2 separate regions of the Homo sapiens genome follow, and region 2 is linked to region 1. The links are chromatin contacts, found by Hi-C or POLR2A ChIA-PET in ENCODE. All regions are on one chromosome and are shown on one strand. Each heading gives the region's core, a stretch centred on a gene start or an enhancer-like site at or near the end of the contact. The rest is flanking DNA. Distances are from core to core; before and after follow the strand shown.

Region 1 (5,446 bases), core at 1,913-4,412:
GGCTCAGAGGCAGGAAGGGGCCTGGAAACCCAGGGCACGCGAATGTTGGGTAGCATGGTGCCGAGCTGGGAAAGGCGCCTCTGGGGAGAGCAGGTCATGCCCAGACTGTGGCCCAGGGTTTCTGTAAATGGAGCTTCGCACAGTAGGCCCACGGCAGCCAGTGTAATTTGGAGAGAAAATTCCAACCGGATGAAAACAAATGTTCTTTGCTACTGCAGCTCCCTGCCCTGCAGGCCATCTCAGGCTGTTACAGCTGGCGGCCGGCTGGAGACTGCGAGCGGCAAGGAATTCGGAGCCAGGGCCAGGGCAGTGCTTCATTCCAGTGGAAACGTGTGCTAGCTGCGGATTTCTGGGTGGTGTGGTATGGGCTGGAGCCGGCTGGCATGGATGGAGGCACGCAAGGACGTGTGGGGGCTAGATCTGTCCCCCCAGGAATCCCACCAGCTTCCGTCATGACTCAGTTCTGGGACAGCCGAGGGCTTAGGAATTGGCTTGGGCTTTGCAGAGCAGACGTGGAAAGGTCAGCTCCACACTGGCCCAGTGTGGAGGCTGGCAGGGCCCAAACCAGAAAGGAAAAGTGGCCTGGCTCTGGCCTCGGTGATCTTGGTGTTCGGGTGTGTGCCGGCGAGCCTGCCTTCTCATCGGGGGGTGTGTGTGCCCCCAGGGCAAGGACTGTGCCCAAATGTGTCATTGTCGAATTCATCCAACAACTTCCGAACAGCAGTTGTGTGCCAAGCCCAAGCGGGCACTGCGGGTGCCAAGGTAAATAGGTCTCAAGTTCTGTCTCCTCCCAGCTCCTTCCAGCACTGGGCTCCCGACTGGCACCGTCAGGCTCTGGAATGAACCAGGCCTGGGTTCAATTCTGCCTCAGCCCTGACTGTGAGAGCCTGGACAAGTCACTGTCTCCCCTAGACCTGGCTTCCCCTGAGAAGGGCAGGGGTAAGGGTGCTGTCGCAGCAGTTACTGGGGTAGTGATCCTGGAGTCTCGAATAACTCAGGCTCTTTAAATCCTAGAACTCTGATGAATCACCCATGCTATGGGCTCGGTTATGGCCCCCAAAATTCATGTGTTGAAATCCTAACTCCCATACCTCCACATGTGGCTGTACCTGGAGACAGGGCCTTTAAAGAGGTGACTAAGTTAGAATGCAGTCAATGGGGTGGGCCCTAATCCAGTAGGACTGGTTTCCTTATAAGAAGAGGAGACTGGGACACAGACACCCACAGAGGGACAATCAGGTGGCCAAAGACACTGGGAGAAGGTGGCATCTACGCACCAAGGAAGAGAGGCCTCAGGAGGAACCACCCAGCTGGGACCTTGGCCTCCTGAGTGGTGAGAAGATGGCTGTCTGTTGTTGAAGCTGCCCCGTCCATCGGTGCTGCCTTGGTATATGGCAACTCGAGCAAAACACAAGCCGCACTGCAGACCTTCTCAGGCTGGAGTCCCCCTGCAGGGTACCCGCCGTGGGCCCCTGGCTGGCAGTTTTACTGGGGTTCAGTTCTAGAGGAGGCAGGGCTCCCAGCCCCAAGCCTGTCCAAGACGATTCTCTACCCAGAGGATCCCAAATGTTTCTCTCAAAGGAATGCCTTCCACCGTCCCTGACAGAGCACAGCCAGGGGTTAGTTATAGCCAGGGGTTAGTTACAGCCAGGAGTTAGTTACAGCCAGGGGTTAGTTATAGCCAGGGGTTAGTTATAGCCAGGGGTTAGTTACAGCCAGGGGTTAGTTATAGCCAGGGGTTAGTTACAGCCAGGGGTTAGTTATAGCCAGGGGTTAGTTATAGCCAGGGGTTAGTTACAGCCAGGGGTTAGTTATAGCCAGGGGTTAGTTACAGCCAGGGGTTAGTTATAGCCAGGGGTTAGTTACAGCCAGGGGTTAGTTACAGCCAGGGGTTAGTTATAGCCAGGGCCCGGCTTCTGCCTCCAGGGACTGTTCTTAGGGACGCTCTAGTTCCAAAGATACTTTCGGCCGTAGCATCCTGGTTGAAAAACCACATAGAGGAACAAGCAGTTGAGTGAGCCCTGGTGGGTCCATTCAATGGAGTCCAAAGTAGCTTACACCAGTTGGTCTGAAAGTTACACCCAGGGAAATGCAGAAGGTGACCGATGCCTATTGAATGACCCTCCAAGCAGCGCCTGGCTCCAAGAAATGCTTTCTGTAAGTTATCTTGTTTATTTTTCTTCCTAAGGAAGCTAGATATTTTTGTCCCTATTTTACACACAAGACTAAAGAACATCTCAAAGGCAGGGATTTGGTCTCCCTCACTTCCCTTCCCAGCACCCAGGACCCAGCACAAGGCTCCATCCAGTTGACCATAGCAGCAAACATGGGCACCCACTGGCTGTGTGCTGGCCACACCCTGAGCCCTTGACATGGGCTGGCTTATACCATGCTCAATGCCCATGGCAAATACTGTGTCAGACCCATTTCACAGATAAAGAATCTGAAGCCCAGAGGGGCTGTGACTTGTCCAAGGTAAACGCCTAGAACGTGGGGGTGCCAGGAGTCACCCCTGGCACTGCTGGGCTCCTAGCCCAAGTGTGCAGACGCTGGCTATCCTGCCTCTCAGCCCACGGTAGTTGAAGGACTGAATGAGCGAGTGGCCCTGCTACGTCCTGGCTGCGGGGTCTGCAGTAAGTCCCCTAGACCTGCTAAGCCCCAGTGTCCTCATCTGTAAAATGGGCTTCCCCCGCTCCCCACCAGGAGCTGCCTTGTGTTGCTGAGAGAGATGTGGCCTGATTCCAGAGACTCGGCCTCGTTGGGTGGACTGCCGGCTTTGTGGGGGCAGGGAGGGCGGGGAGCATGGGGCCATCTGCAGCCCCTGGTGCCTGACTATGAGTGTCTGATGAAGGACCTCACCCTAGGACTTGGGGCCCTCAAGGCATGGTGACTCACCCCGGCTCCTTCCTTCCTCCATGGCCCTGTGTCACTGGCTTAGGAGCCCCCAGCTCAGCAGCCTGCGTGAGCGAGCCCCAAGTGCTCTCAGACCAGCCCAGGCTCACACCCAGGACATGAGGCCACGACGACCACCTGGCACATCCCTCTGCTCGCCACAGCCCCGGCCCTGATGGCTCCCAGCCCTCTGGAAGGGCCAGCCCGGCTGGATCAGGAACGCCAGTCCGGAGAGTAATGAGGGTTCCCTGTGGAATGAGAGAGACTCCACATGGTTGGCGGCGGCGCCTGGACGGTAGCCAGCACTTTTCCAGGGCATTCCGGGAATCCCGCTCTGGCCCCTTGTCTGACGCACTTTGAGTCAGCACTTGAGCCAGACGGCCGCTCTGGGCTGGCCAAGAGACAGGCCAAGCGTCCCCACAGGAGCGCTAGTTGTGTGAGGGAGCCCAGAGTCCCCTGACTTAAACGGGCCTGGCTCACTGCCCCCATTTCACAGATGAGAACACCAAGGTCCAGAGGCAGGGCAACCTGTCCACCCTGGATACTCCCTGTCAATCATCAGAGTGGCTCCCCTCAGCCCCTGCTCACCCCATCCTCCATCCTGCCGCATTTATAATTGCAGTGGTGGGATCATCCTGACCCCACCTCCCCCTGGGGGGGCTCGCCCTGACCTGAGGAAGGAGGGGCTGGGCCTCAGGCACAGGGAAGAGGCCCTGGGACTGCCACATCCCAGGTCACACACCCCCATCCCCGGGGGACAGAGGCTTCATCTGGTTATTTATGGAACTGCCACTCTGTGCCAGAGCCTGCCCAGGACACGGTTTCTGCCTTTGAAGACATGCATGGAAGGAGTGACCTCCAGGCCAGAGCGATAAATGCCGAAATGAGGGGAGCACAGTGGGAGGACGGAGCACAGGGATGGAGGCGCTGGGGACAGCCTCCTGAGTCAGCCAGAGAAGCCAGCCCAGGGCCCGTGGCTGCTGGGGTTCAAGCAGAAGTCCCTCTAGGCAGCGGCCCCTAAGGTTGTCAGTGGGGCCTTGGCTGGGGTGCGAATGGGGGTAGGACTGAGCCATCCCCCACAAGCCAAGCCAGGAGGTCACCCTGGAGGAAGGGGCCTGACTGTAATTGGTACAAGGGTGCAACATGAGCTGGTAGCTGCTTAAGGAGAAGGATGAGGGGTGCCAGCCAGCCAGCCAAGTGCTTAACAACTGTCCCCTGGGGACATCTTGGGGTTTATGCTAAGGTCTGGGAACAAACTCTGGGCTACTCTAGGAGCTGTGGGACAAAAGGACTTGTTCTTTCAGCCAAATTGGACCCAGAAGAAAGGGTGGATCCTGGAAGCTGGAGCAGGGGGCGGCATTGCCAATCAGGAACCCATGGGGAGGGTCTCCAGGACCACCCAAGAGGCCCAGCCTCAGCTCACAGCCGTGTCTGTCCAGGGAGACCCGGCGCCCCCGCTCCCCTGCCAAAAAAATCCTTCCTTGCTTCCCTGGGCAGGCCCAGCCCTGGAGGGGCAAGAGCAACACCCAGCAAGAGGGAGGGGACAGAGGAGAAACTGACCGCACCCCTCCCCGATCCCTGGACTATGCGGAGCTGAGCTGAGCTGAGCTGGCGGAGGAGGAAACTCTAAATTCTAAGAGTCTCAAATTTAATACAAGAGCCGCCTGGACTTTGCATTACCCAAAGCCCCTGGAAAAACGACGTGAAATAGCTGCAGTTCCTTGCAAGGGGGGAGAGTGAGTCTGCCAGACAGGAGTGAAGGGGGGAATTGAGAAAGAATGAATAAAGTGCTGTATGGATGTTAAACTTGTTGAATTGTCACAGGCGCCCTTTGAGTGGAGCCTGTTACCATGCTTGCTTTCCAGAGGGAGCCACTGAGGCACAGAGAGGCTAAAGGATGCCCCAGGGTCACACAGCCAGCACACAGCAGAGCTGGAATCGGATGGGGCAGGCTGGCCCCAGCGGGTACCCTTCCTGGCCTGTGGTGCTGCTTCCCAGCAGACACACTTGCGTGTCTGTTGATTCATCCCCTCCCCGTCTCCATGATGCTAATGCCAGCTGCATGGATGGAGGACCTGCTAGGAGCCCCGCGCCCCGCAGCACTTTGCAAGCATCACACGTCATCTGGTGGAACTCCCATTTGCAGGTGGAGACAACTTTGATCTCAAAGGAATTCATCTCAAACAGTGAAACCAGAATCCCAAGAAAGATGTGGGAGGGATTTTCCGAGAAAACCTCCCCACGTTCCGAAGACAGAGACCTGTCACACAGGGCCAAGGAAAAATCATGGAGCTGGGAGCAGGAGGCCTGGGTATGAGTAATAACAGTCTAACCAAGTATCCCCACTTTTCTAAGAAAAATATAATGAGTTATTATTTTTTATTATCTTTCTCTTTTCTCTGATTCCCCTTATTCCCTACTTCCTACTTATCCCTTTAGAAATGCAATTATAACCTTTTGCCTCCCCTGCACCTGAGGCTTGCTACAGGCCAAGTCCATCTAGCTATGTGCTTAGACACTCCAGAGTGGAACTCTCACCCACCAGGAGGTTGCC
Region 2 (5,446 bases), core at 1,703-4,202, 47 kb after region 1:
CCAAACCCGGAGTCAGGGGGCTCGGGACATCCAGAGGAGTGCTCAGGGGCAGCACGCACAGCAGAGGCTTGGTGCTGAAGGCTGGGCAGGTTTGTTGGAGTGACCAGAAGACACCATGGGGTTTTTACTCATTTGCACTAACATATAGAATGCTGTATCATTTTGCCTATTGGTGTATTTTTACAGAGCCTTGTTCCTTTCCAAAGTGCTGACTGGTTAAATTGTAAGACAATGTTTGCAAGCATGGCACACTGAGCCTGGCATTCTGTCAAGTGCCTGATAAGCAGGGCCACTGTTGTGATTGTAGGAACGTGCCTTGGTTTTCAGGCCTTTGTTACAGCACTTGCAAGACCTTGTCCCCAGTCCTGGCGTCCCGGTTATGGAGGTGGGAAAATGACCACCACCACCTCTGACTCTCCTAGCCTTCCTGGGCACCCGCAGAGGCTGCACCCGGTCAGATGGAGCTCTTCTTCCAGCCTCGTGGGTCTATGGACAGCTCTCAGGAACAGGCCCACGTGAGAGGCGTCTGGGGGAGAGGCTGGGTGTGCACGTGCGTTCATAAGTAGGAAGCCAATTAGCCAAAACAGAGCAGACACTCCCAAGACCAAGACCAGCGCCTGATGGTGGTGGTTTTGATGATTTACAGCCATGCTTGCCTCAGCTCTGCCCTCAGCAGGCTCTCCCCATTGTATGGAAGTGATCAAGTGCCATGGACCAAAATCCATCCGCCTGTGGTGTCGGCCAGGATTCCGCAGGGCAGAGGCGGCACCAGAAATGGGGGTGCGGAGGCTGCTTCTGCGGGCATCACGGCCACTGTCCTAGGCAGACGGGGTTGGGATGAGTTGGAGCTAGGGCGGTGGTGCCCACATAACCCTTGTAGGTCGCCTGACATGTGTGTATGTGTGTGTGTGTGTGTGTGTGTGTGTGTGCATGCAAATGTATGAATTCAATAAGCATTGTTGCACACCTACTGTGTGCCAGGTCCCATGCTGGGAAGTAATCAGAAGAAGACATTATCATGATGTATACAGCGCAAGGGCTGCCACATCCCTCATCCCTGTCCCGCTTCCCACATGTGATCTGTCCATCCTCCCACAGCCCAGTAAGGAAGGAAGCATTGCGGCCATTGTATCCACGAGCAGACTGAGGTTAGAGGAGCCCAGTGTTCTGCCAAGATTCACACGGCTGTGGAGCGCGCAGCAGGAGCCTGGGTAGGAATTTCAGTCCCAATGATGGCAGTGATTCAATTCCTGGTCCTAGTGACACAGGCCACATGGAAGGACTGGAAGTTAAACCAAAGCTGGAAGTGGGGTGGGTTTCCTGGGGCAGGTTCACAGGGTGGCTCCTGGGCAGGGTTCCTTGAAGACACAGGGGAGAGAAAGTCAAGGAAACCAGCTCCTGGGACGCGACCAGAGTGGACGGCGAGGGAGGTGGGGTGGACACCTGGCCCTGGGCAGCCTCAGGGTCCTGGGTAGCATTTGCAGGAACTGTGTGCTCCGTTCCAGACCCAGCACTGGCCGCCTGGTGTTTCCTGACCTGCCACAGTAGAGAGCAGCCCAGACGAAGTCTGGCCCTGCTGAGCCCAGCAGCCCTCACACCTGTGCTCAGCCAAGCCAGCCTGCTGCAGGAGTTGGCTGCGGCTGATGCCAGCTCGCCCTCAGGCCGAGAAAAATCCATCATGGCTAATCCCACTCCCCCAGTGATTCCTGAGCTGTGTGCCGTGGAAAGGCTGGCCCCAAATCCTCTCTGGCCTCCCCCCAGCACCAGCCTTCCTCTGCGAACCGGGGCGGGTGAAAGCCGCCAGCAGGCCCCTCCACAGAGGCCATCTCCCCGGCATCCTGCACAATTGCTCTAACTGCTTCTCCTGCAGGTGAATACCCTTTCCTGGGATCAGACACAGAAAGCTCTTTAGGCAGAAAGCCAGGCCTGACAGCCCCTCTGAGCACGAAGACAAATGAACCGAGCTCCCAAGGCGAGTCCCCTCATTCTACCTTGAGTCCATCGGGCCTGGCTCGACTCCCAAAGCAGCGCTCACCAAAACGAGTTTCTTTGGTGAGCCTGGAAGTGTGACACAGAACTGGGGAACTAGAGACCCACCCAGGAGACCGTCTCCTTGGATTTCTCCCCATCTTGCAAAGAGAATCTTCCCCAGCCAGTGCTCCCGAGAAGAACTGCAGTCCACCCTCCACAGGGTCAGAAGCCCAGTGCCTTCTGGCCTTGCCCCACCCAGACTCCGGAGCAGGAAGCGGAGGCCTTTCTCCTCCCAAAGGCATGGGCTCCTTGCAACCCAGGGCAGCAAAACTTTTCCACCTGGTTCCTGCTAACCCATTATCCTGGGGCCAGCATCTCATTAAGCCAACAGGACTCCAATGTTTTGACGGAGGAAGAAAGTATTCCAGAATGAAAAGGGCAGGCTGTTCCCCGCCAGGCTGGGGGCATGGAGAGGGAGCCGGAGAGCGAGGAGAGCTCAATGCCTGTGCCAGGATTCTTAGAGCTGAGGGAAGATGCAAGAAACCAAGGGAGCTGGGGCTCCTGCCTCCTCCCAAAGCCTCTTTCCCACCCCTCGGCCCGCATCCCTTCTCCAAGAGAGCAGGCCCTTCAGGGGCACAAGGAGGCATCTCTTACCTGTGCCTGGGCTTGTTGCTGTCCAGTACGCAGAGGGCAAGGCTGGCACCGGGAGAAGCGGCTCCAGGCGTCCCAGGGACCTGCTGCCTCTTTTCCAGGGAGCAGCCCCCAGCCCGCTCTGTGCAGCTCGTCCCAGCTCAGGGCATAGATGTGTGTGTGCCTGTGGAGGTGGGGTGCCCTCTGGAGCAGGGGGTCAAATATTCTTGGCTGCCACCTGCTGCCAGCCCATCCCAGGGGCCAGCTGCCTGAGAGGGGGGCCCTCCGGCTGCGCCACCGTCATCTGTGGGGAGTGGCAGGCAGCAGCTCTAGCTCTCCAGGCTCCTGCCTGCTCCCGGGCTTAGGCGAGTGGTTTATTTATAGAGCCCGGCCCTTCCCCAGATGCCAGGATCCCAGCTGAGATTTCCAGCTCTCAAACTCGCCCGTGCCCGCCCTGAGTTGTTGCTCACTGGGACTGTTCTGGAGGACAAGGAGCGAGGCACTTAAGCAATGTGATTCTCAGCATTCTCCCCTGAGAAGCACAGGGCTGGACCGGGGGTCTCCCAGGCCCTCCTGCTGTGGGCAGCACCTGACCCAGGAGCCAGGCCTGTGAGTCAGCTTGGGCAAGGTGCTTCCCCTCCCTAGGCTGCCTCAGTTTCCTTTTCTGGAAGATAAAAAAGACAGAGGGTCTGCCTGTCTAGAGCAGGGCTGGAATCAAAGAATGGACTGGAAGGAAGAATGGCCACCACCGTCCACTCTGTGCTTCTCCCCGGCTGGGCTGAGGCTTCGCGAGGGCACCACTGTCACCCCCAGGGGCTACTCCATAGGAGATGCACATAGTAGGTGCTCAAGAATGATTTAGTAAGTAAGGGAGCAGACACCCATCCCACATACAGGCTCGCTTCCGGCTTCTAATAACCTGCGAAGGCCCTGGAATACGCCCATTTGGCAGATGGGAAGCCCGAGGTCTAGAAGGGTGAGGTGGCCTTTCCAGGGCCCCCCAACAAAAGACAGTAGCACCATGGTTCCCCTGGGTCATTCTGTTTCCAAAACTCATTCCCTTACCACGCCCTCATCAGGCCTCACGGTTAGCTGAATGTCCCCTGCAACGCTGCCGTTTTCCGAGTCTGATGTATAGTTCAGGGCTCACCCACCACCGTGGCTCCTGCGATCTCTGCTCCTCGCTCCTGCCAGCCGACCCCCGTGGGCCAGGCCCTCTGCGAACGCGTCTGCCTTCCCGAGGAAGCTCTCCAGTGTGCCAGGAAGGCTCCTCCCTGGTTCTGGCTGTTTCTCCTGGGCATTTCCCCCATGCCTGGGGCGCCCGGGCCCTTCTCCTGACCCCGCTGGGCCTCACTCTCGCCTCTCAAACCAAACAGTGATTCCTCCTCCGGGGCCAGTGAGGGGCTTGTCTGCCTTCTCACAGGTGAAGACGCCAGACTCACAGGGCGCCCGTGTTTGCTCATCCGCTTTGACTCAGCTCACCGGAAAGAAGTTTGCTAATCTTTGTGTGTTTGCTCCGTGTGCTGGAGCTAACAGAGCAACCCGACCCTGGTGGGTTCCAGCTTCAGTGCAGAAAGAGCCTGGGCCGGGCTGTCCTCCCCAGACACGCAAGCCTGGGTGCAGCTGCTGGACTCTGGGCCTCCCCACTACCCACTTGGCCGGTGCTCCCCCCGTGCCTGAGAAGCCACCTTCCTCCGTTCCTTCCACTTCTCTGCCTGCCAAGATCCCACAGGGCCTCCCAAGCCCAGACCCGCCTCCTCTGACCTCTGGGCACTGGTGGGCCGGTCTCTCAGGGCCCCAACAGGGCTGCGGACTGGGAATGGCCCCCTTGCTCCTCTCCTGGGGAATAGGAGGCCGGCTGCCTGGATGCTGGGACAGCAGGGACAAAGCTCAGAGGTCTCTCCCCGCATGGAGGCAGATGTGAACCTCCCCAGGGCCTCCCCAGCCTCTGGGGCTCCTTGGAAGCAGAGCAGCGTCGGCTCTCACTCCTCACCCAGGACTGTCCATCCCTGGGCAGCTGACCCGGCCCAGCCAGTGGTCCCTGCTAGGACCTGTCCTGCAGGAATAGCTGGCGAGGCCGGGGGAGCACGTCCCTCCAGAGCACCCAGCACCGCCCCATGCCCTGTCTAAGCAGGTCACCCCTCCCTGGTTGTCTCTCACAGTCCCTGATTCCGGAGCACTAGTCCTGGAGAACTGATGTGCTTCCGTGACCCCAACTTGCTTGACCTGGTCTCTCCCGTCGGGATGGACACTCCCCGAGCAGGTCCACTGCTTACTCCGGGCTCCCAGCGCCCTCCGTTCCTGCTTCCTGGTCACAGGAATGAATCTCCTAAAAAGGGTTAAGCGAATCGTGGCTGTCACACGATGCCATGCCGTGCAGCCATCGCATACTGATTTCTGAGTAATATTTAACATCAGGGGAAAATGTTACAACTTGACGCCAAATGAATAGATTACAGACTGTCCATGTAGGATGGTCTCAGTGTTGTTTAAGATCTATGTTAGACCAGGCACAGTGGCTCACGCCTGTAATCCCAGCACTTTGGGAGGCCAAGGCAGGTGGATCACCTGAGGTCAGGAGTTTGAGACCAGCCTGGTCAACATGATGAAACCCTGTCTCTACTAAAAATACAAAAATTAGCCGGGCGTCGTGTCAGCTGCCTGTAATCCCAACTTTTTGCAAGTTGTTTTATTTACAATGCCAACTTTTAAAAGGTCGCTCAGGTGATCTGGACAAGATACTAGGCAGAAACCACTTTAGAAAAAGAGGGAAACCCAAGGTGCCCCTTTCTGTAAAGAAGCCACAGTTCCGTTGTATTTAGAGCAAAGAAAAAAGAAACTTTTG

Evidence for each region. A loop is a pair of places that touch in the nucleus more often than their neighbours do. ChIA-PET counts read pairs that join two places held with the same protein, here RNA polymerase II (POLR2A). Pooled maps may share reads with other maps.
Region 2: a pooled map shows a loop between it and region 1 (2.0-fold over the local background). The contact joins two enhancer-like sites. A Hi-C loop is called at or near these places in 1 of 50 pooled maps. POLR2A ChIA-PET finds 5 or more read pairs at or near these places in 3 of 52 experiments (H1, HEK293 and WTC11).

Annotation. Positions count from the first base shown.
Region 1 is chr22:44,360,514-44,365,959 of GRCh38, forward strand. No RefSeq gene overlaps it. Among named protein-coding and RNA genes, the nearest start is that of SHISAL1, 50 kb to the left of the region's middle. Within about 2 kb of position 3,163, at least 20 of the 41 ENCODE cell types and tissues checked have a DNase peak (open chromatin) inside an H3K27ac peak, as active enhancers do.
Region 2 is chr22:44,407,844-44,413,289 of GRCh38, forward strand. No RefSeq gene overlaps it. Among named protein-coding and RNA genes, the nearest start is that of LINC01656, 33 kb to the right of the region's middle. Within about 2 kb of position 2,953, at least 3 of the 41 ENCODE cell types and tissues checked have a DNase peak (open chromatin) inside an H3K27ac peak, as active enhancers do.